4 separate regions of the Homo sapiens genome follow, and regions 1, 2 and 4 are each linked to region 3. The links are chromatin contacts, found by Hi-C or POLR2A ChIA-PET in ENCODE. All regions are on one chromosome and are shown on one strand. The core of a region is the stretch at or near the end of the contact, and the rest is flanking DNA. Distances in the headings are between cores, read along the strand shown. Region 1 overlaps MICU1 (mitochondrial calcium uptake 1). Region 2 overlaps ASCC1 (activating signal cointegrator 1 complex subunit 1). Region 3 has its middle 25 kb from the start of DDIT4. Region 4 overlaps ASCC1 (activating signal cointegrator 1 complex subunit 1).

Region 1 (7,515 bases), core at 1,741-4,240, 73 kb before region 3:
GTGCATGTAGTTCTAGCTACTGGAAAGCTGAGGTGTGAGGATCACTTGAGCCCAGGAGTTTGAGACTGTAGTGAGGTATGATCCTAGCGCTGCACTCCAGCTTGGGCAACAGAGCAAGACCTCATCTCAAAAAAAAAAAAAAAAATGAACAAACAAAATAAAGTGCCAGGGGATGGAGAATTCGATTTTCAAATAGACTTCTTCATCACAGATTTTAGAATTGAACTCACAAATCACACATGCATGCAAATAACATACAGTTATAGACCTGGTTCACAGTAACAAAATCCACTCATAGTGGTCATGTGGTCCTTACGGAAGCAGAAGGTAAACCCATAGTAGTTTGAATGAAGTGACTTCATATTTTTTCATTTTCAAGCTTCTTTTTCTTTTTTCTTTTTTTTTTTTTTTTGAGGCTCACTCTTGTTGCCCAGGCTGGAGTGCAACAGCAACAGCACGATCTTGGTTCACTGCACCCTCTGCCTCCTGGGGTCAAGCTCTTGTTGCCCAGGCTGGAGTGCAATGGCATGATCTCGGCTCACTGCAGCCTCTGCCTCCTGGGTTCAAGTGATTCTCCTGCCTCAGCCTCCCGAGTAGCTGGGATCACAGGCGCCCACCATCACACCCGGTTAATTTTTTTTGTATTTTTAGTAGAGACAGGGTTTCACCCTGTTGGCCAGGCTGGTCTTGAACTCCTGACCTCAGGTGATCCACCTGCCTCAGCCTCCCAAAGTGCTGGGATTACAGGCATGAGCCACCACACCTGGCCTCAAGCTTCTTTTTATACAAAGTGTAAGAATCCTGTTTAGAACTTTCTGTTCTCTTAATTACATTTTTTTTTAAATTTGTTTTTGTTTTTTTAGAGAGAGGTCTCACTATGTTTTCTAGGCTGGCCTCAAACTCCTGACTCAAGTAGTCCTCCCTTCTTGGCCTCCCAAAATGGTGGGGTTATAGGCGTGAGCCACCACACCCGCTCTGTCACCAGGCAGGAGTGTGGTGGTGCGATCATAGCTCACTGTAACCTCAAACTCCTGAGTTCAAGTGATCCCCTCACCTCAACCTCTTGAGTAGCTTCAGAGGCACATGCCACCACACCTAGCTAATTTTTTTGAATTTTTTCGTAGAGAAAGAGTCTTGCGATGTTGCCCAGGCTCGTCTCAAACTTCTGGCCTAAAGCTGTCCTCTTGCTTTGACCTCCTGAGTTGCTGAGATTACAAGCATGAGCCACCACACCTGGCCTACATTTATTTTTTTCTTTTTTTTTTTTTTCGAGACAGCATCTTGCTCTGTTGCCCAGGCTGGAGTGCGGGGGCATAATGTTGGCTCACTGCAACTCCCGCCTTTCAGACTCAAGCAATTCTCCCACTTCAGCCTCCAAAGTAGCTGGGCCTACAGGCAGGCACCACCATGCTCAGCTTATTTTTTAACTTTTTGTAGAGACAGGGTCTCACTATATTGCTCATGCTGGTCTTGAACTCCTGGGCTCAAATGATACTCCCACCTCAACCTCCCAAAGTGCTGAGATTACAGGTGTGAGCCACTATGCCCCACCTTGGCCTATATATATATATTTTTTTCTTTGAGATGGAGTTTCACTCTTGTTGCTCAGGCTGGAGTGCAATGGCACAGTCATGGTTCACGGCAACCTCTGCCTCCCGGGGTCAAGCAATTCTCCTGCTTCAGCCTCCCAAGTAGGTGGGATTACAGGTGCCCACCACCACGCCTGGCTAATTTTTCATATTTTTAGTAGAGATGGGGTTTCACCATGTTGGCCAGGCTGGTCTCGAACTTCTGACCTCAGGTTCTCCACCCGTCTTGGCCTCCCAAAGTGCTGGGATTACAGGCGTGAGGCACCGTGCCTGGCCTCGGCCTACATTCTTGATAAGCCAAATTATTCATTACTTTTCAGCCAAGCAAGGCTTTTTTTTTTTTTTTTTTTGAGACGGAGTCTCGCTGTGTTGCCCAGGCTGGAGTGCAGTGGTGCGATCTCGGCTCACTGCAAGCTCCACCTCCCAAGTTCACGCCATTCTCCTGCCTCAGCCTCCCGAGTAGCTGGGACTACAGGCACCCGCCACCACGCCCAGCTATTTTTTTTTGTATTTTTAGTAGAGACGAGGTTTCACCGTGTTAGCCAGGATGGTCTCAATCTCCGGACCTCATGATCCGCCCGTCTCGGCCTCCCAAAGTGCTGGGATTATAGGCGTGAGCCACTGCACCCAGCCCAAGCAAGGCTATTTTTTAACTTTTTATTATATTGCAATATAATATATGGAAAAGTACAATTTCTTTTTTTTTGAGACAGAGTCTGACTCTGTCACCCAGGCTGGAGTGCAGTGACGCCATCTCTGCTCACTGCAACCTCCATCTCCCAGATTCAAATGATTCTCATGCCTCAACCTCCCAAGTAGCTGGAATTACAGGCGCCCACCACCATGCCCAGCTAATTTTTTGTATTTTTAGTAGAGACAGGGTTTACCACGTTGGCCAGGCTGGTCTTGAACTCCGGGCCTTAAGCAATCTGCCCGCCTCGGCCTCCCAAAGTGCTGTGATTACAAGCGTGACTCACTGTGCCCAGCCTAAAGTACAAATATCTTAAGTGTACAGCTTGGTAAATTTTTAAAAAGCTGAACACACTTGTATAACCAGCATTATTTAGAAACATCACATTACCAGGACTATAGAGCCCTACTTGGTACCTCCAGTCACTTCCTTCCCCAAGAGTCACCACTTTTCTGACTTCTAGTAACACAGTTTTACCTTTGTACTTTATATAAATAAGCCAAGTGTTTTTTTGTTTTGGTTTTGGGTTTTGTTTTGTTGGGTTTGGTTTTGGGTTTTGTCTTGCTGTGGGGGGTTTCCTGTCTCTGAGGATGCCCATACTCTCTTCAGCCAGAAAACATGAGCCAGTTTAGGTTTTGGGTACTCTACAGAAGTAAACCATTTATTCCTTCTTACCACACTCTTCCCAGACCAATCATGAGTAGAGGTAGGTTTGTGGGTTTCCTGCTATCTTATCACCACCAGTAATGGGTGTCATTATTTTAATCAACAGGCCCCTGGGTGTCTTGCAAAGGGTGACTGTACCTCTGCTATTACAGTGGTTACTGTTCTGTGTGGCTTGGGTGGTTTCTAATTAAAACAGATGCTCTTGGCCAGGCGCAGTGTCTCACGCCTGTAATCCAGCACTTTGGGAGGCCAAGGTGGGCGGATCATGAGGTCAGGAGATTGAGACCATCCTGGCTAACACGGTGAAACCCATCTCTACTAAAAATACAAAAAAAATTAGCTGGGCATGATGGCGGGTGCCTGTGGTCCCAGCTACTTGGGAGGCTGAGCAGAGAATGGCATGAACCTGGAGGGGTACTTGCAGTGATCCGAGATCGCACCACTGCACTCCAGCCTGGGTGACAGAGTGAGACTCCGTCTCAAAAAAATATATATGTACAAAAATTAGCCGGGCATGGTGGCATGCGCCTCTAGTTGCAGCTACTCAGGAGGCTGAGGCAGGAGAATCGCTTGAACCTGGGAGGCGGAGGTTGCAGTGAGCTGAGATCGCGCCACTGCACTCCAGCCTGGGCAACAGAGCAAGACTCCGTCTCAAAACAAACAAACAACAACAACAACAAAAAAAAAAACAGATGCTCTCCAAAGTTTCTTCCAGCCCTCTGACACTGAAGAGGGTGGATTAGGAAACCATGAGAAAATGGGCTCAATCCAAAGCCAAAGTTTGATTTTGGTTTTCACCACGAAACCCCCTCACCATCTCTCCATTACAGCAGAGAGACTATTGCAGCAGTCTCCTAACTGACCCCAATATTCCAGGTGTGCCGCCTTCCAATCCATCCTCACACAACCAGCCAGAAAAATCTGTCCAAAATGGAAATCTGCCTGCTTCTTACTCCCCTGCTTCCAGTTTTTTTCTGATGTTCCATTGCCTGGAAGAGAAAGTGCCAGACCTTTAGGAGCAATACAGACCCTGGGGGGACCTGTCTCCTGCCCACCTCTTTTTTTTTTTTTTTTTTCCAAGAGACATGGTCTCACTGTGTCACCCAGGCTGGAGTGCAGTGGTCATCATAGCACACTGCAGCCTTGAGCTCCTGGTGATTGCCGCAATCACCGGGTGGTAATCAAGCGATCTTCCTGCCTTAGCCTCCCAAGTAGCTGGGACTACAGGTGTCCACCACCATGCCCAGTTAATTTGAAAAAAATTTTTAGAGACAGGGTCTCGCTATATTGTCTAGGCTGGTCTTAAACTCTTGACCTCAAGAGATCCTCCTGCCTCAGCCTCCCAAGTAGCTAGGAAATCAAGCACAAGCCACCACACTCAGCTCCCTGCCTTCCTCCTTAGTTTACTTCCCATGCACCTGCTTCTTTAGTGTCCAGCAATACCTAACTGCCTACTTGCAGTTCCCTGGCAGCCACGCTGTATCCTGCCTGTACTCATGCTTATGCTGCTTCTCCTCCCTGGAATGCCTCCCTCATCTCCCCTTAACTTGGCCAATTGCTGCTAATCCTGTGAGATTCTACTCAGGAGTCACTTCCAGGAAGCCTTTACTATCTGTATTTGCATTACCCTCAGCCAGGGTGGGAGATTCTTCCTCTGTGCCCCCCATAGCATCCTCCGTTTACCCCACACTGTGGTATAATAATTTGTCTCTCCTACAGCCTGGAAGTATTTCCAGGGACAAAGCACAAAGCTCATTTATCTCCTTGTTCTAAACACCTGGCACAAGACCTGGCATATACTGTATTTTCATTCAACTTTTGTCACACTACACTGAACTGTCACTGAGTTGCAGTTGGAAATATCGAGGAAGGAATAAACTAATGAATTCTAGGATAAGAGAATTGAGTTTGGCTGTGGAGAATGTCTGGGCTTTGAAATCCACTTTGTGTGGACAATGGAATTATATCAGTGGTGTTGTTCCAAGGCCAACACTTATCCCTGTTGTTTTTGCCTCTTCCTCTAGGCAATGGCGAACTGAGCAATAAGGAATTTGTTTCCATCATGAAGCAACGGCTGATGAGAGGCCTGGAAAAGCCCAAAGACATGGGTTTCACTCGCCTCATGCAGGCCATGTGGAAATGTGCACAGGAAACTGCCTGGGACTTCGCTTTACCCAAACAGTAACCCCACACTGCAAGAGGGGACCCCTCCACCCCCAGTACCCTGGACCCCCTCCGCAGAGTCTCGGCAGAGCCCTTTGTGCTGCTGCTTCTGGAAGTAGTCCCCCTTCCTCCCGGGATGACCTCAGGACTCTGTCGGTTTCCCCTCTTTACCCTTCCCCGTCCCCGTGTTCTGCTGGGCTCTGATTCTGCCCAATGAGTATCCCCATAGGTTCTCAAAAACATGAACAAGTCTGTAAAGCTCAGACATTTGTCAGCCTCAACAGCACCACCCATTCAAGCATCCTGTGGATAAAGAATTCAGGGAACCATCCACACACCTGCCAACCCTGGGAAGCATCCAGTTCTCAAATCGTTTTTGCTATGGATTTATACTAACAAGAACATTCCTTGACTTCCCTCCTGCTGGTGTTTTAAAGCCACAAGTAGGGAAGATATCTGGCAGGCAGAAAGAAGTCTGTGATGATAAACAATGATGAGGATGACCTAGGCACCCTACGCTAGTGTGAGAAGCCTGCGCCCCAGGAAGGATCTGTGTTAGTCCCTGGGATGGCTCCAAGGCCTGCTCTAGGAAGGCAGCATGCTCAGTGGGAACACAGCAAGATTCAGAATTTAAAGTAGTTGCTTCATGGCTCTGTGCACTCCCTTTTCTTCCTCGCAGCCTCCCTAAGATGACTCCAGTGTGACCCTGTGCTTAGTGAGCAATAGTGATTGAGCTCATGTTCCCTGCAAGTGCCATTTCCTCTCCAGGATGGGCCTCTAAAGCTGAGGCCTGGCTCAGAGCCTGTTTGCCCTCTGTCTTAAACAATTGTAAATATCACTTAAATTATAACCATTTGCAATAAACATCCCCAAAGTTCCCTGTCTCCTTTATTTTAGGGTCCTCTAGGCCCTTTTCATTTTATGTCCCCACTGGATTTGAGATCTTGCTGGAAGCAGACCTGTTTTCTTTCTACCAGAGTCTGGTTCTTTCTGATGAAGAGCAGCTTTAGGCACAGACAAAAAGTGAGGGCTTTTGGAGGTTAGTGGTGGCATTGTCCCCGCACAGTTTGGTTAGCATTTCATTCTGGGCCAAGGTACACAGTCCTTGCTTATTCATGCCCCACAGTAAAGAACTAAGATGGGGAGTATGTGAGGAATCATCTAGTATGGTGGACCTAAGTTGTGTGGGGTTTTTTGGTTTTGCTTTTGTTTTGAGACAGGGTCTCGCTCTGCAACCCAGGCTGGAATGCAGTGGCGCAATCCTGGCTCACCACAACCTCTGCCTCCCAGGCTCAAGCCATCCTCCCACCTCGGCCTCCTGAGCAGCTGGGACTATAGGTGCACGCGACCACACCTGGCTAATTTTTGTATTTTTTGTAGAGACGAGTTTTGCCACGTTACCCTATGCATTTCACCATAAGGACCTAAGTTTTAAGAACCATAACAACCGGCCTGGCACAGTGGCTCATGCCTGTAATCCCAGCACTTGGGGAGGCTGAGGCTGGCAGATCATGAGGTCAGGAGTTTAAGACCAGCCTGACCAACATGGTAAAACCCTGTCTCTACTAAAAAGCCAGGCATGGTGGCATGTGCCTGTAATCCCAGCTACTCAGGAGGCTGAGGCAGGAGAATCACTTGGACCTGGGAGGCGGAGGTTGCAGTGAGCCAAGATCGCGCCATTGCACTCCAGCCTGGCGACAGAGTGAGACTCTGCCTCAAAAAAAAAAAAAAAAAAAAAAAGAACCATAACAACCAGTGTTGTATGGTGGACCCAATTTTGCCACTAACTCAGTGTGGTCTTGAGCAAGTCATTTCCCACCTGTTTCCTCATCTATAAAATGACAGCTAGGGATGGGCTAAAGGAGCCTTGAGGTTTCTTCCAGGTCCCAAAGCCTCTGCTTCAGCTTTCCTCCAAAATGCCTGCAGCCCCCAGAACCTCCAGGTAGCGCTTCCTGGCATGTCTCCTTGGCACGGCCAACATCATAGAACCACCATACCGAAAACTCGGCCCTTCCTGTGAGGCGGCTGCTCTGAATGTGTTAGTAGGGAGTGCTTGTCAGCCAGAGAAGAACAGAGGCCTGGCTCTGCACCTGTGGCTCCACTGGGAAGGTACTAACCCCAGCATTTACAGAGCAGTTTAAGAACCTCCTTTTTTTTTTTTTTTTTTTTTTTTGAGACAGAGTCTTGCTCACTCTGTTACCAAGGCACGATCTTGACTCACTCACTGCAACCTCTGCCTCCTAAATTCAAGTGATTCTCCTGCCTCGGCCTCCTGAGTAGCTAGGACTACCACTGTGCACCACCACACCCGGCTAACTTTTGTATTTTTAGGAGAGATAGGGTTTCACCATGTTGGCCAAGCTGGTCTCAAAACTCCTGACCTCAAGTGTTCTGCCCACCTCGGCC
Region 2 (6,976 bases), core at 644-3,143, 99 kb after region 3:
GCGCCCAGCCCTAATTTTTTCTGATTATAAAATTAATACATGCTTTCAAAAAAGAGAAAGCTTGCAGAAATTATATATAAGGTATACATGGAAGTCTCTTATAATACGAACCCCAAACATAATTGCTATTAACACTTGTTATATGTTCCCCATTTTTTCTATTTGTGTAGTAAGTTATATAATATTTTTTATTGCAGTAAAATTATAACGTGGTGTAAATGTGGAGACCCTAGCCATTTTAATATACTAGATTCATTCCAGAACTTATCCAGAAAAGGGTAGACAGGCTATAAAGACTCCATTTTAACTTAGCACAAATGTTGCAGTGTGAAAAACTAGTGTGTCAGGCTGGGCTTGGTGGCTCATGCCTGTAATCCCAACACTTTGGGAGGCCTAGGTGGGAGGATCACTTGAGCCCAGGTGTTCAAGGTCAGCCCGGGCAACATGGCAAAACCCCATCTCTACAAAAAAATACAAAAATTGGCTGGGTGTGGTGGCACATGCTTGTAGTCTCAGCTACTTGGGAGGCTGAGGTGGGAGGATCTTTTTATCTGGGAAAGTCGAGGCTACAGTGAGCCAATCGCACCAGTGCACTCCCTCCTGGGTGACAGAGCGAGACTGTCTCAAAACAAACAAAAAAACAGAAAACAAAGAAGAGAAAATAAAAACTAGGCAGGCGTGTTAGCTCATGCCGGGGTGGGCGGATCATGAGGTCAGGAGATTGAGACCATCCTGGCTAACACGGTGAAATCCCGTCTCTGCTAAAAATACAAAAAATTAGCCGGCCAGGCCCAGTGGCTCACGCCTGTAATCCCAGCACTTTGGGAGGCCGAGGAGGGCACATCACAAAGTCAGGAGTTTGAGACCAGTCTGACCAACATGGTGAAACCCTGTCTCTGCTGAAAATACAAAAATTAGCAGGGCATGGTGGTGCACACCTGTAATCCCAGCTACTCAGGAGGCTGAGGCAGGAGAGTTGCTTGAACCCGGGAGGCGGAGGTTGCAGTGAGCCGAGATCGTGCCACTGCACTCCAGCCTGGGAAACAGAGTGAGACTCTGTCTCAAAAAAAAAAAAAAAAAAAAAAAAATTAGCTGGGTGTGATGGCATACACCCGTATTCCCAGCTACTTGGGAGGCTGAGGCAGGAGAATTGTTTGAACCTGGGAGATGGAGGTTGCAGTGAGCCGAGATCGTGCCACTGCACTCCAGCCTGGGCGACAGAGCAAGACTCCATCTCAAAAAATAAAAATAAACATACAAAATTAGCTGGGTGTGGTGGCTCACACCTGTAATCCTAGCATTTTGGGAGGCCAAGTTGGGTGGATCACAAGGTCAAGATTTTGAGACCAGCCTGGCCAACATGATGAAACCCTGTCTCTCCTAAGAATACAAAAATTAGCCAGGTGTGGTGGCACGTGCCTGTAATCCCAGCTACTCAGGAGGCTGAGGCAGGAGAATCGCTTGAACCTGGGAGGCGGAGGTTGCAGTGAGCCGAGATTGTACCACTGCACTGCAGCCTGGGTGACAGAGCAAGACTCTCTTGAAAATAAAATAAATAAACTGGCTTATTGATCTTGTAGAGAAGTAAAGTATATAGAAAAACCAAATGTATTGGTTAGAGTAAATTGAATTGTGATGTGAAGTCAAGTCTGCAGTTGCATTCGTGTGATATTTGCTCTGATTTACCCATTTCTTTTGTGTCTCCTAAATTAGAGAAATCAGAGAAGGAAATGATCTGGTAGCTTTTAATCCTCTAGACAAGGATCTGGTCTTGTCTGTTTTGAAATCTCAGGCAATGGAACATCAGAAGCTTCTCCACCTCCAACCACTGTAGAGACAGAGTTTCAGTAAATTGCCTAGGCTGTCTGGAACTCCTGGCCTCAGGCAATCCTCCTGCCTTGGCCTTTGCCCCAGAGTGCTGGGATTACAGGCATGAGCATGCCTTGCCTTCTTTCTTTCTTTTCTTTCCTTCCTTCCCTTCCCTTCCCTTCCCTTCCCTTCCCTCCCCTCCCCCTCCCCTCCCCTCCCCTCCCCTCCCCTCTCCTCCCCTCCCCCTCCCCTCCCCTCCCCTCCCCTCCCTCCTCACCCCTTCCATCTGCTCCCTTCCCTCCCCTCCCCTCCTCTCCCTCCTCACCCCTTCCATCTGCTCCCTTCCCTCCCCTCCCCTCCCTCCTCACCCCTTCCATCTGCTCCCTTCCCTCCCCTCCCCTCCCTCCTCACCCGTTCCGTCCCCTCCCCCTTCCCCTCCCCTCTCCCTCCCCCCTCCCCTCCCCTCTCCCTCCCCCCTCCCCTTCCCTTCCTCGTTCCCCCTCCCCCCTCCCCTCCCCTTCCCTGCTCCCCCTTCCCTTCCCTTCCCTTCCCTTTTTCTTTCTCGGTTTTTACTTATTTTGGGTATCCCTAAGGGTAGAATTTCTGGGTTATATGGTAAGTCTATGTTCAACTTTATTTATTTATTTATTTATTTATTTATTTTGAGACAGGGTCTAGCTCTGTTGCCCATGCTGGAGTGCAGTGGCGTGATCTCAGTTCACTGGAACTTCCAGCTTGCTAGTTCAAGCCATTGTTGTGCCTCAGCTTCCCAAGTAGCTGGGATTACAGACATGTGACACCACACCCAGCTAATTTTTGTATTTTTAGTAGAGATGGGGTTTTGCCATATTGGCCAGGCTGGTCTTGAACTCCTGACCTCAAGTGATCTGCCCACCTCAGCCTCCCAAAGTGTTGGGATTACAGGCGTGAGCCACTGCACCCAGCTATGTTCAACTTTTTAAGGAATTACCAAACTTTTTCATAGTGACTACACCATTTTACATTCCTACTAGCAAGGGTTTGCTTTGTAGTACTTGAATTCATTTTTCTACTTTATAAGCTGTCTTAAGGATATTCTTTTTTTTTTTTTTTTTTTTTTTTTGAGATAGAGTCTTGCTCTATTGCCCAGGCTGGAGTGCAGTAGCACGATCTTGGCTCACTGCAAGCTCCACCTCCTGGGTTCCCTCCATCCGTGCCTTAGCCTTCCGAGTAGCTGGGACTACAGGCGCCCGCCACCAGGCTGGCTAATTTTTTGTATTTTTAGTAGAGGTGGGGTTTCACTGTGTTAGCCAGGATGGTCTCGATCTCCTGACCTCGTGATCCACCTGTCTCGGCCTCCCAAAGTGCTGGGATTACAGGAATGAGCCACCGTGCCCGGCCAAGGATATTCTATTTTTAAGCCTCATTCTGCTTACATTGAATTAATTAGCAGTTTTCTTATATTTGTTATTGTCCCCTGTTTAGATTCATATACGCATTCAGAACTGCTTTAGCTCCTCAGAGGTGACAGTATCAAGAGGTCCTGTTTTATAAGCATTTGGGGGTCCTTGAGCAGTTTACCCTTTCTTCTTTGTTTACAGTAATCACTGGCCAGCATCGAAATGGTGTAATTTCAGCCCGAACACGGATTGATGTTCTTTTGGACACTTTTCGAAGAAAGCAGCCCTTCACTCACTTCCTTGCCTTTTTCCTCAATGAAGTTGAGGTTCAGGAAGGATTCCTGAGATTCCAGGAGGAAGTACTGGCGAAGTGCTCCATGGTAAGTGCAAACAAAGCAAGAAGGTTAAAAAAAAAGTTAAATATAAAAAGAATACAAAAATGGTTCATAAATCAAACAGTAGGGAGTTATAAACTTCTTCCCCCACCAAAAAAGATAACTATTTCTTTTGGCTTCTTATATTGAACTGAAAAAAAAAGTGTATGGACATATCAGCTCATAAGTTTCTATATATTACAGAAATGTCTTTAAAAAATTTTAACACATATCGGGCCAGGCGCAGTGGCTCATGCCTGTAATCCCAGCACATTGGGAGGCCGAGGTAGGCAGATCACTTGAGGTCAGGCGTTCAAGACCAGCCTGGGCAACATGGTGAAACCCCGTCTCTACTAAAAATACAAAAAAAATTAGCTGGGTGAGGTGGCATGTGCCTGTAATCCCAGTTACTTGGGAGGCTGAGGCAGGAGAATTGCTTGAACTTGGGAGATGGGGGTTGCAGTGAGCCAAGATCGTGCCACTGCAGTCCAGCCTGGGAGACAGAGTGAGATGCTGTCTCAAAAAAAAAAAAAAAAAGATTTAAGACACAAATGGCTCATCCTAATAGACACACTATTCTGCATCTTTTGGGTGGTAATGTTAATGAGATGCCATTATCTGTAGATCTTCTGACTTTGGGCGGTCATGGCTCATTTGGGATTAGTAACTAAAAGACAAATTTGCATGTAGAATTGCCATACTTAGATAACAGTGAAATGCTTGTGACCAGGATAATAGCAGATAATCCAGATTAGAAAACAAGTTTTAAACTCATTTTGGATATCAGTTAGTTGATTTTAAAAAATGTATATTGATTCAAAAAAGTATGAAAGCAATATGTTTATTATAGAAAATTTAGAAAATACAGAAAAGATTAATAAAAAATCATCCATAATTCCACTACTGAGAGATGCTGTTACATGATTGCTATATATGTGTGTGTATCAATGTGTCTGTACACTCACATACTTTTTTTTTTTTTGAGACAGCGTTTCACTCTTGTTGCCCAGGCTGGAGTGCAATGGCTCGATCTTGGCTCACTGCAACCTCTGCATCCCGGGTTCAAGCAATTCTCCTATCTCAGCCTCCTGAGTAGCTAGGATTACAGGCATGCGCCACCATACCCGGCTAATTTTGTATTTTCAGTAGAGACAGGGTTTCTCCATGTTGGTCAGGCTGGTCAGTCTCGAACTCCTGACTTCATTGCATGCCGGCCTGGGGAAGAAGAGTAAAAATCCATCTCAAAAAAAAAATAAATAAAATAAAATAAAATTTAGCTTGTATATAATCTTATATTCTAGTTTTTTTGAAAGCGTAATCATTCTACCATGAACATTGTTTTGTCATTGAAGAAAGACCTAAATCTTGGCTGGCATGTTGGCTCATGCCTCTAATCACAACACTTTGTGGAGGGCTGAGGCAGGTAGATTGCTTGAGCTTGGGAGTTTGAGACCAACTTGGGTAACATAGCAGCAAAACCCTGTCTCTACAAAAAATACAAAAATTATCCAGGCATGATGGTGTGTGCTTGTAGTCACAGTCACTTGGGAGCTGAGGTGGGAGAATGGCTTGAGCCTAGGAGGTGGAGGTGTCAGTGAACTGAGATTGTATTATTGCACTCCAGCCTGGGCAATGGAGCCAGACCCTGTCTCAAAAAAAAAAAAAAAAAAAAAAAAACACAGCAAAAAACACACAAAACCTAAAAAACCCACAAAACCTACTTCGTGAGAACAAGTAGGAAATTATAGCAGTGATGACTAAAATAACATAATCTGGGCCGGGCATGGTGGCTCACACCTGTAATACCAGCACTTTGGGAGGCTGAGGTGGGTTGATCACCTGAGGTCAGGAGTTTGAGACCAGCCTGACCAACATGGAGAAACCCCGTCTCTACTAAAAATACAAAATTATCCGGGCCTGGTGGCGCATATCTGTAATCCTAGCTACTTGAGAGGCTGAGGCAGGAGAATCGCTTGAACCTGGGAGGCTGAGGTTGCGGTGAGCCGAGATCGCACCTTTGCCCTCCAGCCTGGGCAACAAGAGCGAAACTTGTCTCAAAAACAAAAAACAAACAAAAACAAAACAAAACAAAAATCTGATTTCATTAACTGTTCAGGTGATTTGGTTTCGTAATGGCTACCTACTGTTCTATTATATGGATATGTAATTATTTAACTTTTTTAATTTCTATTTTGTTATGAGTGCTGAATACATTTTTCTGCACTAGTGGGTTATTTTACTTATACTGTTTATTTTACATATACTGTTTTTTCACTAGAAGTGAAAAAACAGTATATGTGGATGTATGAATTTTTCAACATGTATAGACATCCAGATTACCTTCAGGAAATCTTATAGCACTTTATGCTCCAAACTAGAGTTTTCTTTAGGTTTCCTTTCCCACTTTTGCCAGTACTGGATGTTATCATTCTTTTAAGGTTTTTGGTTTTTTTTTTTTTGTATTTCAGTTGACAAAAAATACTGTGTCATTGCTTTACTGTTTATTTATTCAATTATTTGTGAGATAAAGCATTTTCCTGTATTTTGTTTATTCATGTCTTGGCCCATTTTTCTTTGGGAGTGTTCTTTTTAAAAATTTATTTGTAGGAGCATCATATATATTAAGAACATCAGGCCAGGTGCAGGGGCTCATGCCCGTAATCCCAGCACTTTGGGAGGCTGAGGCGGGCAGATCACGAGGTCAGGAGATGAAGACCATCCTGGCTAACATGGTGAAACCCCGTCTCTAGATTGAGACCATCCTGGCTAACATGGTGAAACCCCGTCTCTACTAAAAATACAAAAAAAAAAAAAATTAGCCGGGTGTGGTGGCGGGCACCTGTAGCCCCAGTTACTCGTGAGGCTGAGGCAGGAGAGTGACGTGAATCCGGGAGGTGGAGCTTGCGGTGAGCAGAGATCGCACCACTGCGCTCCAACCTGGGCGACAGTGATGTCTCAAAAAAAAAAAAAAAAATCAGTATTATTTCATAATTTACATTTAGCTTTTTAGTTAATTTAGAATATGTTTTGATATACAGTAAGAGGTAAGACTTTAACTTTTTAAACCCCTATTTAGCCAATTATCCTCTGAAGAATTAAATTTTTTCAATTTTATCTTCAACATTATTATAATTAAAATGGACTTTTTTGGGGTATACATGTCTATGAATTCTAAAACATGTTTAGATTTCTGTAACTACCACAACAATTAGGATACAGAATAGTTCCACCCCAAAAACTCCCTCATGCTCTCCCTTTATAGTCACCTCTTGCTCACCCACAACCCCTGGCAATCACTGAGCTCTTCTTCACCGTAGTTTTATCATGTGTGTGTGTGGTGTGTGTGTGTGTGTGTGTGTGTGTGTGTGTGTTTTGTTTATTATTTGTAGTTTTGTCTTTTTGAGAATGTCATAT
Region 3 (6,756 bases), core at 3,982-6,481:
AACCACTACGCCCAGCAACAGCTGGATGAATTTTCACAAAGAGAATGCACCTGCTGGCTGGGAACCGTGGCTCACGCCTGTAATCCCAGGACTTTGGGACACTGAGGCAGGTGGAACATGAGGTCAGGAGTTTGACACCAGCCTGAACAACAAGGTAAAACCTTGTCTCTACTAAAAATACAAAAATCAGCCAGATGTGATGGCACGTGCCTGTAATCCCAGCTACTCAGGAGGCTGAGGCAGGAGAATCGCTTGAACCTGAGAGGCGGAGGTTGCAGTTGAGCTGAGATCACGCCACTGCACTCCAGCCTGGGTGACAGAGCGAGACTCTGTCTCAAAAAAAAAAAAAAAAAAAGAAGAGAATGCACCTGCAAAGCCAACACTCAGCTCAAGAAACAGACATTATTGCCCCCATCTCCCCGCCCGCCCCGGAGTCTCTCCTCCTGGCAACCTTCCAGTCACCACACTCCAGAAAGGTAACCAGTCCCCTGACCATAGATCACTTTGGCCCAGTTTTGAATTTCATATAACTAGACCATACAGAATTGTGTCCGGAATTGGTGGGTTCTTGGTCTCACTGACTTCAAGGAACGAAGCCGTGGATCCTCGCGGTGAGTGTTGCAGTTCTTAAAGGCGGTGTGTCCGGAGTTTGTTCCTTCTGATGTTCGGATGTGTTCGGAGTTTCTTTTTTCTAATGGGGTTCGTTGTCTCGCTGGCTCAGGAGTGAAGCTGCGGACCTTCACGGTGAGTGTTAACAACTCTTAAGGTGGGGCGCCTGGAGTTGTTCATTTCTCCCCGTGGGTTCCTGGTCTCGCTGGCTCAGGAGTGAAGCTGCAGATCTTCCCAGTGAGTTTTACAGCTCATAAAGGCAGTGTGGACCCAAAGAGTGAGCAGAAGCAAAAAATGTATTGCAAAGAGCAAACGAACAAAGCTTCCACAGTATGGAAGGGGACCCCAGCAGGTTGCCACGGCTGGCTCGGGCAGCCTGCTTTTATTCTCTTATCTGGCCCCACCCACATCCTGCTGATTGGTCCATTTTACAGAGAGCCGAGTGGTCTGTTTTGACAGGGCGCTGATTGGTGCGTTTACAATCCCTGAGCTAAACACAAAGGTTCTCCACCTCCCCACTAGATTAGCTAGATACAGAGTGTCCACACAGAGGTTCTCCAAGTCCCCACCAGAGTAGCTACAGTGTCCATTGGTGCATTCGCAAACCCTGAGCTAGACACAGCGTGCTGATTGGTGTGTTTACAAACCATGAGCTAGATACAGAGTGCCGATTGGTGTATTTACAATCCCTTAGCTAGACATACAGGTTCTCCAAGTCCCCACCAGAGTAGCTAGATACAGAGTGTCCATTGGTGCCTTCACAAACCTTGAGCTAGACACAGGGTGCTGATTGGTGTGCTTACAAACCTTGAGTTAGATACAGAGTGCTGATTTGGTGTATTTACAATCCCCTAGCTAGACATAAAGGTTCTCCAAGTCCCCACCAGACTCAGGAGCCCAGCTGGCTTCACCCAGTGGATCCCGCACCAGGGCCGCAGGTAGAGCTGCTTGCCAGTCCCGCGCCGTGCGCCCGCACTTCTCAGCCCTTGGGTGGTCGATGGGACTGGGCGCCGTGGAGCAGGGGGCGGCGCTCATCGGGGAGGCTCGGGCCGCACAGGAGCCCACGGAGAGGGGGGAGGCTCAGGCATGGCGGGATGCAGGTCCCGAGCCCTGCCCCGCGGGGAGGCAGCTAAGGCCCGGCAAGAAATCGAGCGCAGTGGGCCGGCACTGCTGGGTGGGCCGGCAGTGCTGGAGGACCGAGTACACCCTCCGCAGCCGCTGGCCCGGGTGCTAAGCCCCCCATTGCCCGAGGCCGCTCCTAATGCGGGGCCCGCCGAGCCCACGCCCACCGGGAACTCGCGCTGGCCCACAAGCACCGCGCGCAGACCCGGTTGCCACCGGCGCCTCTCCCTCCACACCTCCCTGCAAGCTGAGGGAGCCGGCTCTGGCCTTGGCCAGCCCAGAAAGGGGCTCCCACAGTGCAGCGGCAGGCTGAAGGGCTCAAGTGCCGCCAAAGTGGGAGCCCAGGCAGAGGAGGTGCCGAGAGCGAGCGAGGGCTGTGAGGACTGCCAGCATGCTGTCACCTCTCAGAATGACTCTCAGTGTCGGGCCTCATTCTCTCAACGTTACACCTGTGGGAATAATCCATGCAGTTATATGTAGGTGTACTTGACAGTGTTAACTTCCTTTTTTTTTTTTTTTTTTTTTTTGGAGACAGAGTCTCGCTCTGTCGCCCAGGCTGGAGTACAATGGTACGATCTCAACTCACTGCAACCTCTGCCTCCTGGGTTCAAGTGATTCTCTTGCCTCAGCCTCCCAAGTAGCTGGGATTACAGGCGCCCACCACCACGCTGGACTAAGTTTCATATTTTTAGTAGAGATGGGGTTTCACCACGTTGGCCAGGCTGGTCTCAAATTCCTGATCTCAAGTGATCCGCCTGCCTCAGCCTCCACAAGTGCGGGGATTACAGGCGCACACCACCACGGGCCCAGCTAATTTTTTTTTTTGTATTTTTAGTAGAGGCAGGGTTTCGCCACGTTGGCCACGCCGGTCTCGAACTGCTGACCTCGGGTGATCCACCCACCTCAGCCTCCCAAAGTGCTGGGATTACAGATGTAAGCCACTGTGCCCGGCCTTTTTTTTTTTTTTTTTTTTCAAGACAGAGTCTCACTCCATCAGCCAGGCTGGAGTGCAGTGGCGTGATCTTGGCCCACTGCAACTTCTGCCTAACAGTTGAAGCGATTCTCGTGCCTTGGCCTCCCGAGTAGCTGGGACTACAGGCGTGTGCCACAACACCCGGCTAATTTTTGGATTTTTAGTAGAGATGGGGTTTTACCATATTGGCCAGGCTGGTCTTGAACTCCTGACCTCAAGAGATCCGCCCTCCTCAGCCTCCCAAAGTGCTGGGATTACAGGCGTGAGCCACTGTGAGCCGGACAGTGTTAACTTCTAATCCAATACTTCTCAAAGTGGGGTCCTGAGAAAGGTTCTTGGGGTTCTGTGAATCTGCCAGTTAGAGAAAAGTGTATGTGGGTGCCTGCTGATTCAGAAGGGGGCTGAAAGCACCCAACTGTGGAGCACACAGCCCTGTCTTTGGTATTCACTTTGCAGCCTGGGCCTTGCCTAAAGTTGTAGTCCACACTCCTAGACTTGTTCTTCGGAGCCACTCTCAGGGATGCCTCTAGGCTTTGCAGACAGGTGGCCTCTAGGCCTTTGCTCCCTCTGCCTGGGATGGCGACCGTCCCCTTGCTTGGCTGCCTAGCAAGCACTCTGCATCTTGTGTTGGGGTTGCCTCCGCTGTGAGGCCTTCCCTGACTTCCCTGGGCCGACTCAGGCACCCCTTCTCCTGTGCTCCCCTGTGCTTTGTCCACGTCACCCCTGCAGCATTTCTCACATCATGTGGTCCCTGTAGGGTCTGTCTCCCCATTAGACTGTGGGCTTCTGGAGGCCACGAGCGTGGGGCAACACTGGACTCCCTCCCAGAGTGACTGAGGAGGGAGTTAGACACATCCCCACCCAGGGCCATCAGAGGCCAGGGCAGGGTTCTGACCCCAGCTCACCTGCCTCGTTAAACATGGGGCTCAGTTGCCCCTGACATCCCTGCACCATCAGCAAGGGTGGGCAACGTCAGAACTGCGGGCTGGGGCTTCCCTGGAAGGGCCCCGCTTGGGCCCAATGCCAGGCCCCACGGCCCAAGGGTGAGCTACTTTAGCAGGCAGGCATCAGTTTTCTCATTTATGAAATGGGGACAATGAACCTGGTCACCTTCCTCTTCCTGGGAAGAATACGAGGTTAATGAATGCTGAAGACCGGACATGACTGTACCTAAGGTGGAGTGCAGGCTGCCTGAGGCAGGGGAATGACCCTGGTGATCCTTAGCTCTCTCTTCCTGCGGGACACTGAAGGACAGTGTGAGACCCACAATTCAGCGCACCTGCTCACCTTGGTTCCCCATCCTGCCCTGGGTGGGTCTTGGCTTGGAAACCCTAATCCGCTTACTAAGCACCGACCCCACTCCGTGCCCTGCCCGTGCCATGTCCACTCCACTGCACTGAACTGGGTTTCTTTGTCCGTTTCAGCAGACCCTCCTCATCGTGTCCCTCTTCCAGGCAGCCTTCTCTTATAAATTTTGGGCATGCTGGGACTTGTCTACACTGTTGGCAATTGTCAAGGCTTTAGGTCCGAGTTGTTCCTCAACTTCTGACCCCCACCTCATGCTAACAGGACTGGGGCCACAGCGCGTGACTGCAATGTGGCCAGTCCTGGGAGAGCCGGCCTCGCCCCGCGGGGAAGCGGGCGGCCCCTCCGTTGCCATGGCAGCCGAGAGCACCCCCACGAGGCTCCTCATTGGCCACCAAGTCGAGGTCCCGCCTCCGCCATCAGAAGGGACCAACCAAGGCAGACCGGGTGCGACCCAGTTGAGGGATTAGCGGGTGACGCATCTCTCCCAGTCCCTCATGGAGACCCGCGCGCCCGCGATCCTACGGGCGCAGCCGTGGCCCTGGGTCGGGGTCACGCTCGCTGGGCGCGCCTCGGGCGGGGCTGGGGAGGTGCGGAGCTGGGGGGCGCCGCGGGAGGAGGCCACTCAGGCCGCTGGGGAGGGCCGGGCTGCGGCTGGGAGGTTTCCGAGGACGGTCAGGCGGAGGCGGAGGCCGTGCAGGAGGCGGAGGAGGAAAACTATTAAGGAAGGGGGTGGAAGGGCCCCGCTGGCTGAAGACCGCTGAGCTCAGGCGGTGGTAGGACCCTGGGCACGGAGTTGCATGGAACCCTGTTCGAATCCTGCTCTGCACCCGCTTGCGCTGTGGCCTCGCGCACGCGAGCCTTCCTGCCCGGGGGAGCGGGAAGGAGGGAGGGGAGCGGCGAACATCTACTTTGTGCCGATCCTTTTGCTGAAAACCCTAGTTTTCTCTCCAGGATTCCCTCAAAACGACCCTGAAATAGGTGGATGCTATCCTTAGCCCCATTTTACAGATGAGGAAACAGGTTCAAAGGAGGCTACGTGAGAAAAGCCTCGAGTGAGCTCAGTTCCCAGATGTGAGAATGATGTGGCCGGGTTGGTGGTTATCTGCGGGGGGAAGTAGGAGGTGCCCTGCCCACCCCCACGCTCAGGCATCCTGGCCGGCCCGGAAGGAAGAGTTCGTGCCAAGCCGTGAGACTCGGTGGTTTCCTGCAGCAAATCTGCGTCAGGCTCTCTCTGGGGGGTTAACCGCCGCAAACTGGTAACAGCGTCAGAAAGGGGAAACCGAGCTTTATCTGCGGAGGTCCCTGGGCCAGGGACAGCAGATTAAAGAACATGGAGGCAGGGCGCGGTGGCTCACGTCTTAAACCCAGCACTTTGGGAGGCCGAGGCCGGAGGATCGCTTGAGACCAGGAGTTTGAGACCAGCCTGGGCAAGATAGGGAGACCTCTTCTCTAAAAATAAAAAATAAAGAAGATGGAGCCCGCCCCTCGGGAAGGAGGGAAGGGAGAAAGTGTTTCTAACTCCTTATTGTCCTTTCTCTTCTTTTCTTTTCTTTTTTTGAGATGGAGTTTCGCTCTTGTTTCCCAGGCTGGAGTGCAATGGCGCGATCTCGGCTTACCGCAACCTCCGCCTCCCGGGTTCAAGCAATTCTCCTGCCTCAGCCTCCTGAGTAGCTGGGATTACAGGCATGCGCCACCACACCCGGCTAATTTTGTATTTTTAGTAGAGATGGGGTTTCTCCATGTTGGTCAGGCTGGTCTCAAACTACTGACCTCGTGATCCGCCCGCCTCAGCCTCCCAAAGTCCTGGGATTATAGGCGTGAGCCACCGTGCCTGGATCCTTGTTATTTCAAAACAGGCTGAGGTTCCCTCTGGAAGCCCCATTTAAGAACAGACCCATGGCCGGGCGCGGTGGCTCACGCCTGTAATCCCAGCACTTTAGGAGGCCGAGGCGGGCAGATCACCTGAGGTCCGGAGTTTGAGACCAGCCTGACCAACATGGAAAAAACCCCGTCTCTACTAAAAATACAAAAGTAGCCGGTCATGGTGGCGCATGCCTATAATCCCAGCTACTCAGGAGGCTGAGGCAGAAGAATCGCTTGAACCCAGGAGAAGGCAGAGGTTGCGGTGAGCCGAGATCGCACCATTGCACTCCAGCCTGGGCAACAAGAGCGAAACTCCATCTCAAAAAAAAAAAAAGAAAAAAAAGAAAAGAAAATTCACCATATGAATGTCAGACTCTTAATGATGCAAATGCCAGAAAACCTGACTCAAACTGATTTATGCTAAAAAGGGAATCTACTGGCTCAGGAAACTGAGAACCCCAGGCATGACTCGATCTGGCGACACCACGACGTCATGAAGACTCATTTCCCAGAGTCTTTGTACTTGTTTGTACTTTGCCTTTGCTGTCTTGGGAAGTGTTTGGGCTCCATGAGCACCTGCTGCAGCTGCAGGGGCACATCATCCCAAGTTCCAGTTGAGTAGAAAGAGGCTCTGTCCTTGGGAATTGTGACACATGTCCCGGGTTTCACTGTAACTGGACAGTTGGGGTCATGTGACCACACAGATACCAGGGGCAAGGCAGGAATAACCCTGTGTTGATTGGCAAATCTGTTCACAGGCCCCACACCTGCAGCCTCACCTGCTCCAATGGGCTGAAAAGGAAGGAGGGAAGAGGGTTTCTCCAAAGGAGGAACTGAAGAGATATTGAATGGGTGCCCATTGGTAACACCCCAATGCCAGG
Region 4 (6,790 bases), core at 2,243-4,742, 120 kb after region 3:
GGGCAGGGAGCATTCTGCGCAGAGGAAATGTCACTTGTGAGGTATTCAGGGGAGAGTGAGGAATTTGTTAAGGCTGGTACTTAGAAAGAGGTAGAGTAAGGAAGAGGTAGGAGTTAAGAGTGGAAATGACATGGCACCCAAGTTGTGAAAGCTCTTGTGTGGGTTAAGGATTTTGAATGTAATATCCTATAGAGAGTAAGAAAATAGTTAAGGCTGGGCATGGTAGCTCACACCTGTAATCTTAACACTTTGGGAGGCTGAGGTGGGAGGATCCCTTGAGTCCAGGAGTTTGAAACCAGCCTGGGCAACATAGTGAAACTCTGTGTCCACAAAAAATAAAAAAAATTAGCCAGGCATGGTGGTGTGTACCTGAGGTCCCAGCTACTTGGGAGGCTGATGTGGGAGGAGGATTGCTTGAGTCCAGAGATAGAGGTTACAGTAGCCATGATTGTGCCACTGCACTCTAGCCTGGGTGACAGAGCGAGACCCTGTCTCCAAAAGAAAGAAAGAAACAAACTAGTTAAGATTTTAAGCAAGGACTGTGATGAACTTAGCACCACAGAAAAAAAATTGAAGGCAGTGTGGAGGATGTCTTGAGAGGTAAGGAGTTGGGCACCAAGGCAGGTACCAGTTGGGAGGCTATCGATACTGTCTATTGAAAGAAGAATAGGGTTTGTGGCATATTCAGGAGGGGATATATTCCAAAGATATTTCAGAGTTCTGCTCTGAAGTGGGGATAATAATGGTATTAATGTTACAGTGTTGATATGAAGAGTAAATGAGTTAATAAGTTTAAGGTGTTTGGAGCAGAGCATGGCACATAGTGCCGAATGAATGTTATTGTTGTTATAATTGTAATTATTGCTGTACCAAGTAAGACTTGTAGTAATCCCATGGGTTACAAAATGGAGGGGAAGGAAGGAGTGGCATTAAGAAGCAGCAACAGATCTCTCTTGCGCTGTTAACCCATCAGAAACGTGAGAGGAACCAGGGTCTGTCTTTGGGAATAAATGTAAGTTGAGTAGATGCCTTGCTAACTAGTGCTTTCAAGTAACTATGGAGGAATAGTGAAGTTTTTAGAAGAGTAGGCTGAAGGATTCTTTGTGCTCATCTAAGGTAAGTGGGGTGGTGCATCCTTTAGTGAGGGGAGATGCTCTTCACTCCTCTTTAATGGGTAAAGATCTTTAGACAATGCATGAGAAGTTCTTTTCTCTGGTCAGTATAAAAGCCCATGCTTGAATGTTTGTCCACGTTTTAAGAACCTCTCCACTTTCTTGTAATTATGTATGAATAAATAGAATTTATAAGCCAGGAGAAACAAAACCCTTTTTTCTAAAGCTTATACAGCTTAACACAGTATTTCGTTAATAACACATAGTGACTTGCAAATCAAAGTCAGCTTTTCTGAACATTCTTAAAGAATAATGGAAATGACTCAGCAGAGCCTAATTTAGCTTCCAGTGCTGCTTTAAAAGGGAGAGCAAAGATGGCATTTGTCTAGTGCTGCACAGTCATGTAAAAAGGAAGAGGGGGAAGCTTGTATTTATTCCATACTACTGTGTGCCAGAGACTTCATATGTGTTTCATCTGCAGAGCAAACCTGAGACAGAAGTATTGTCTGTTTTATAGATGATGAAATTAAGCTTCATAGCAACTGAGTAACTCACCTAGGGTCATGCTGCTGATAGGTGGCAGAATTTGAACATAGGCCTGTCTGGTTGCACAGCCAAATGCTCTTTTCATCACTTTGCCTTATTTGAATAACTTCTTTAGATGAATGAACTTCATATCACCTGCCCAGAAACAGTTCTACAAGATTTGGCCATAAAAAAAGAAAGAAAATACAACGAGTATAGGGGAAGCATGCATATTTTCTCTTTTTCTTTGCATAGAATATCAGAAAGTGAATTGGTAGATCCCTCACACATAATCTATTTTGTTAGCAGATAATTATTTAGGTTTTGTGGGAACATGTAAAAAGTTTGTAGGTCCTTTGACTTACAGGTAAACCAGGCCACCTCCCTTATTTTACAGAGGAGGAAGCCGAGGCTAGAGAAGTGACATGACTTGCCTAATTACAGCTGGTTTGTGACAAAGTTAGAATTAGAACCCTAGGCTCTCTACTCCAGGTTAAAGGCACAAACGTTTGTTATACCTGGAGTTCCTAAAAGATGATATATGTGAATATGATTTGAGAATTATTTTTTGTCTCTGGCAATTGGCATGTACCACCAAGGCAGAGAGCTATAAATTATTTACATTCTGGGTGCTACACATTTGGATCAGATTCTTCACTAGCATGTAGTGGAGTGTGAGCTTACAGGTCTATGTCTGGAGAGAGGCCTCCCTTCTACTTGCTGACAGCTCTGGCAGTTGCACCTGTGTTGTATCCCATCTCATGGAAAGGATGGTTGAGCTTTAAGGAAGCAGAGAATGCTTCATGATGGACCAATCCATACTGCTGTCTACTGCCCTTTTCCCCAAGCTTGATATGTGTAGATTTTATTATGTCTTGTTAATTGTTCCTACTGATAGTATTATTAGCAGTTCTGCCCCACTCGAGCCCAGGGTGCTGGATTAAAAGTGATGCCAGTGAAGGGCCTGTGATGATGTGGTGACTGCTAGTGGTAAATCATGAGCTGCAGTTTGAATGAGAGGGCTAAGCTCCATGCACTCAGGACTGATGAGTCAGGACATGACCTTGAACTCGGTGAACTGTGACTTAGGCATGTACATAAGTTTTCTTTAGAGGAAGCTTTCGCATGCATGGATGAGGCCTTATTTAACAAGAAAGAAACTGAGGCTTAGTGATGTTGTGACTTAGTCATAAAGAAACATGTTTATTTTCATAAACAAAACTGCCCCAGGAAATTCCTGTTACTTCACTCTTTGCTTCTCCCTGCTGGGTGGAAGGTCAATACCATTAGAACTTTCAGGCGCCAGCCTGGGTGGCCAACCTAATGGAGTAAGATAGTTCCAGCTCCAAGTAATGGCAAGCTTGGAGCAGGGCCCAGTGTAATTAAACCCCTGCAGTAAAGAATTTGATGTTCGTTGGTCTTCATTCATCTCAGTGAATGGGCTTGGGGCAGGAATATGATGATATATTCCGAGCAAAGAAAAACAGTGGCTCTAGAGATTTATGCCGTTGCCTTGAAGGTTGTTTGGTTCCAAATTAAATTTAGATAATTCAGTAAGAGAAAAGTTTCTCTTGGTAGATGGCATTGTGAGGTAGGGCAGAATTTAGAGCGTTTCTCCATTCATTAAAAGACTGTCCAGTGGAGTTACTTGTAAATTATATAGTCTACAGTAGAGTTAAGGATTATTTGAACCCTTATGACTCATAATTCCAAAAAGGACTTTCGATCGTGTGACCCTTAGGTGTCCTGTCTGTACCTTGTCTTGCTCCATTGCCTTCTGTGTGTTTTGTTTCCCAGTACTTGGTGTTTTGGTGTTTTCTTGGCAAGTAAACTCAAGTTGACTAGAGTGCTAGGCTCCCAAAGGGTAAGGCAGGGAAAGCAAAGTTGTAGAACTTCCTTTTTCTAGCTGGGTATTAGAGCAAATTTATGCAAGAGAAAGTTGAAGAATAAAGAGAAAGAAAAAGGAAGAAAGAGCAATGGAATATCAAAGTGACTGAGATAGTAAGCTGGGAATTTTAAACCATTAGGCCATTTTCCCCTTATGTTTCCTAGTCATTTCCAGGTCTAGAAAGGTACTTGTGTGCACTTTCAGGCCTTTAGAATTGAGTCTGGCTCTACTAGTTAAGTCTTGATTTGGCATGCTAGTGACAGGGCATTTCTTTCCCTCATTTTTCTCTCTCTAGTCACTATATTTTATATATAAAAAAATATAAGAAATATATATATAATATAAAAATATTGTATATAACATATATAAAAATATAAAATATAATATATAATATAAAATATATAATATATAATATAAAAATATAATATATAATATATATAATATAAAAATATAATATATAATATATATAATATAAAAATATTATATATAATATAAAAATATAAAATATATATTATATATAATATAAAAATATAATATATAATATATAATATAAAAAATATAATATATAATATAAAAATATATAATATATGTAATATATATAATATAAAAATATTATATATAATATATATATTATATATTTTTAGAGGAACTAGTGTAATTTTACCTTTAAAACATCTCAACATTGGGCTGGGTGCAGTGGCTCATGCCTGTAATCCCAGCGCTTTGGGAGACTGAGGCCAGCGGATCACTTGAGGCCAGGAGTTCAAGACCAGCCTTGTCAACATAGCGCAACCCCATTTCTACAAAAGAAAAAGAAAAAAAGAAAAAAAAGCCCAACATCTATAAAAGCTTAAAAACAAACTGTTTCCTCTTTTATTTGTGCTTAGAGTTTTTCTTTTTTTTTTTTTTTTTTTTTGAGACTGAGTTTTGCTCTTTTGCCCAGACAGCAGTGCAGTGGTGCAATCTTGGCTCACTGCAACCTCTGCCTTCCGGGTTCAAGCGATTTTCCTGCTTCAGCCCTCGAAGTAGCTGGGATTACAGTTGTGCACCACTAGGCCTGGCTAATTTTTTGTATTTTTAGTAGAGACGGGGTTTCACCATGTTGCCCAGGCTGGTCTCGATCTCCTGACCTCGTGATCCGCCCGCCTCGGCCTCCCAAAGTGCTGGGATTACAGGCGTGAGCCACTGCACCCAGCCTTGTGCTTAGAGTTTTTCTAAAAAAACTTCAAAATTGTTAAATGTAACACACATCAGAAGACGATACAGAACAAATGGATGCTTTTATAACCACCGTGTAGGCTGGAGATACAATCTTATCAGCACCCTAGACTTCCTTGTCTTGCCTTTGTCTTCTTCCCCTGAAGGGTAACCACTGTCCCAACTTTTACAGTAATCACATCCTTAGTTTTCTTTAGTTTTATCACCCAAGTGTATTTCCCCAAAGATGCCTTAAAAAACATTTTGGGAAGGGGGCATGTGACAGGCAGAACAATGGCCCTCCAAAGATATTCACATCATAATCCCAAAACCGGTGACTATTACCTTTTATGGCAAAAGAGACTTTGAGATGTGATAAAGTTAAGGATGTTGAGATGGGTCTTTATAAGGGAGTTGGGCTGGGCGCGGTGGCTCACGCATGTAATCCCAGCACTTTGGGAGGCCGAGGTGGGCAGATCACTTGAGGTCAGGAGTTCGAGATCAGCCTGGCCAACATGGTGAAACCCCATGTCTACAAAATTAGCTGGACATGGTGGCGGGTGCCTGTAATCCCAGCTACTCAGGAGGCTGAGGTAGGAGAATTGCTTGAAGCCAGGAGGCGGAGGTTGCAGTGAGCTGGTATCTTGCCATTGTACTCCAGCCTGGGCGACAGAGCAAGACTCCGTCTGAGAAAAAAAAAAAGAGGAAATCAGGAAGGTCAGAGTCAGAGAAGGAGAGGTGACGATTAAAGTGGAGATTGAAGTGATGTGACTCTGAGCCAAGACATTCAGGTAGCCTCTAGAAGCTAGAAAGCTCAAGGAAGTGATTTGCCCTGGAGCCTCCGCAAGGAATGCAGCCCTGCTGACTCATGTTAGACTTCTGACCTCCAGAAGATGGTAGGATAAGTTCGTATTGTTGTAAGCCACAAAGTCTGTGGTAATTTGTTATAGCACCAATAGAGAATTTATACAGGAAGTAGTTTTAAACTCACAGAAAAGTTGAAGAAAAGAATAGTATCCTTTATTCAGATTCACCTATTGTTAATATTTCACTATTTGTTTTCGTATTCCATTTTTATCTTTCTCAACTGCTTTAGAGTGAGTTGCACATGTCATAGCCCTTTAACCCTAAATATTTCAAAATATTTTAATTAAAAATATTGGGGGGGGTGGGATCTTGCTATGTTGTCCAGGCTAGTTTTGAATTCCTGGTCTCAAGCTATCCCCTCAGCCTCCTGAGCAGCTGAGACTATAGGCGTGCACCACTGTGTCTGGCAAAATTTTTTTTTTGCATAATAATGTTATAGTTCTCAACCTCAATACGTTTAACATTGATAGTTTTATCTAATTTACCATCCACGTTCAAATTTTGTCACTTAATCCAGTAATATCCTTTGTAGCATTTTTTCCCTCTCTAGTTTGGGATTCAGTCTAGGATTAGGTGTTGTATTTAATTGTCATGTTTCTAGCCTCCTTGAATCTGGAACATTTCCACAGGCTTTCTTTGTCTGCCTTTCTTTCTTTTTTTTTTTTTTTTTTTTGAGATACAGTCTCACTCTGCTGTCACCCAGGGTGTAGTGCGGTGCTGTGAGCACCACTGCACCTTGAACTCCTGGGCTCAAGTGATCCTCCTGAGTAGCCAGGATTCCAGGCACGGTGCCACGCCGGCTCTTTGTCTTTCTTGACATTGGCTTTTTAAATAGAATGCTTCTCACTTTTGATCTGTCTGGCATTTCCTCATGAGTAGACTTAGGCATTCCTGGATGGAGCATTGCATAGGTGATAATGTGTCCTTCTTAGAGTATACAGTGTCCCTCATTGGTGATGTTAATTTTGACACCATCCAGTCAGTGTTGATTAATTTCTTTATAGTTACTATATTTTTACCTTTCAACCGATAAGCAGTCTAGAAGAGGACATTTTAAGACTATGCAAATATTCTGCTCCTCAACAAAATTTCTCCTTAGATTTAACATCCTTTAATGATTCTTGCCTGATTTTTTTTTTTTTCTTTGAGACGGAGTTTCACTCTTGTCGCCCAGGCTTTAGTGCAATGGCACGATCTTGTC

What was found. Hi-C counts contacts between places; a loop is a spot of excess contacts on that map. ChIA-PET counts read pairs that join two places held with the same protein, here RNA polymerase II (POLR2A). Pooled maps may share reads with other maps.
Region 1: a loop to region 3 is called in a pooled map, with 6 times the contacts of the local background. The contact joins two enhancer-like sites. A Hi-C loop is called at or near these places in 2 of 50 pooled maps. POLR2A ChIA-PET finds 5 or more read pairs at or near these places in 3 of 52 experiments (HEK293T, PC-9 and activated CD4-positive, alpha-beta T cell).
Region 2: POLR2A ChIA-PET joins it to region 3 with 11 read pairs in activated CD8-positive, alpha-beta memory T cell. The contact joins two enhancer-like sites. POLR2A ChIA-PET finds 5 or more read pairs at or near these places in 7 of 52 experiments (A673, AG04449, HEK293T and 4 more).
Region 4: a loop to region 3 is called in a map with no recorded cell type, with 7 times the contacts of the local background. The contact joins two enhancer-like sites. A Hi-C loop is called at or near these places in 3 of 37 single-sample maps with no recorded cell type and 7 of 50 pooled maps. POLR2A ChIA-PET finds 5 or more read pairs at or near these places in 7 of 52 experiments (A549, A673, Caco-2 and 4 more).

Annotation. Positions count from the first base shown.
Region 1 is chr10:72,365,811-72,373,325 of GRCh38, reverse strand. It overlaps MICU1 (mitochondrial calcium uptake 1), which reads left to right. Exons shown (of 12, transcript NM_001195518.2): 12 at 4,971-5,986. The coding sequence ends at 5,131. Among named protein-coding and RNA genes, the nearest start is that of DNAJB12, 15 kb to the right of the region's middle. Within about 2 kb of position 2,990, at least 3 of the 41 ENCODE cell types and tissues checked have a DNase peak (open chromatin) inside an H3K27ac peak, as active enhancers do.
Region 2 is chr10:72,193,403-72,200,378 of GRCh38, reverse strand. ASCC1 (activating signal cointegrator 1 complex subunit 1) reads left to right here. Exons shown (of 10, transcript NM_001198800.3): 5 at 3,390-3,568. Among named protein-coding and RNA genes, the nearest start is that of ANAPC16, 19 kb to the left of the region's middle. Within about 2 kb of position 1,893, at least 2 of the 41 ENCODE cell types and tissues checked have a DNase peak (open chromatin) inside an H3K27ac peak, as active enhancers do.
Region 3 is chr10:72,295,811-72,302,566 of GRCh38, reverse strand. No RefSeq gene overlaps it. Among named protein-coding and RNA genes, the nearest start is that of DDIT4, 25 kb to the right of the region's middle. RefSeq lists enhancers at 4,088-4,177, 3,790-4,446, 5,098-5,397, 6,402-6,696 and a silencer at 4,468-4,737. Within about 2 kb of position 5,231, at least 39 of the 41 ENCODE cell types and tissues checked have a DNase peak (open chromatin) inside an H3K27ac peak, as active enhancers do; they include A673, where a contact is called at or near this core.
Region 4 is chr10:72,170,066-72,176,855 of GRCh38, reverse strand. The region is part of intron 5 of ASCC1 (activating signal cointegrator 1 complex subunit 1); the gene reads left to right. Among named protein-coding and RNA genes, the nearest start is that of ANAPC16, 43 kb to the left of the region's middle. Within about 2 kb of position 3,492, at least 5 of the 41 ENCODE cell types and tissues checked have a DNase peak (open chromatin) inside an H3K27ac peak, as active enhancers do; they include A673, where a contact is called at or near this core.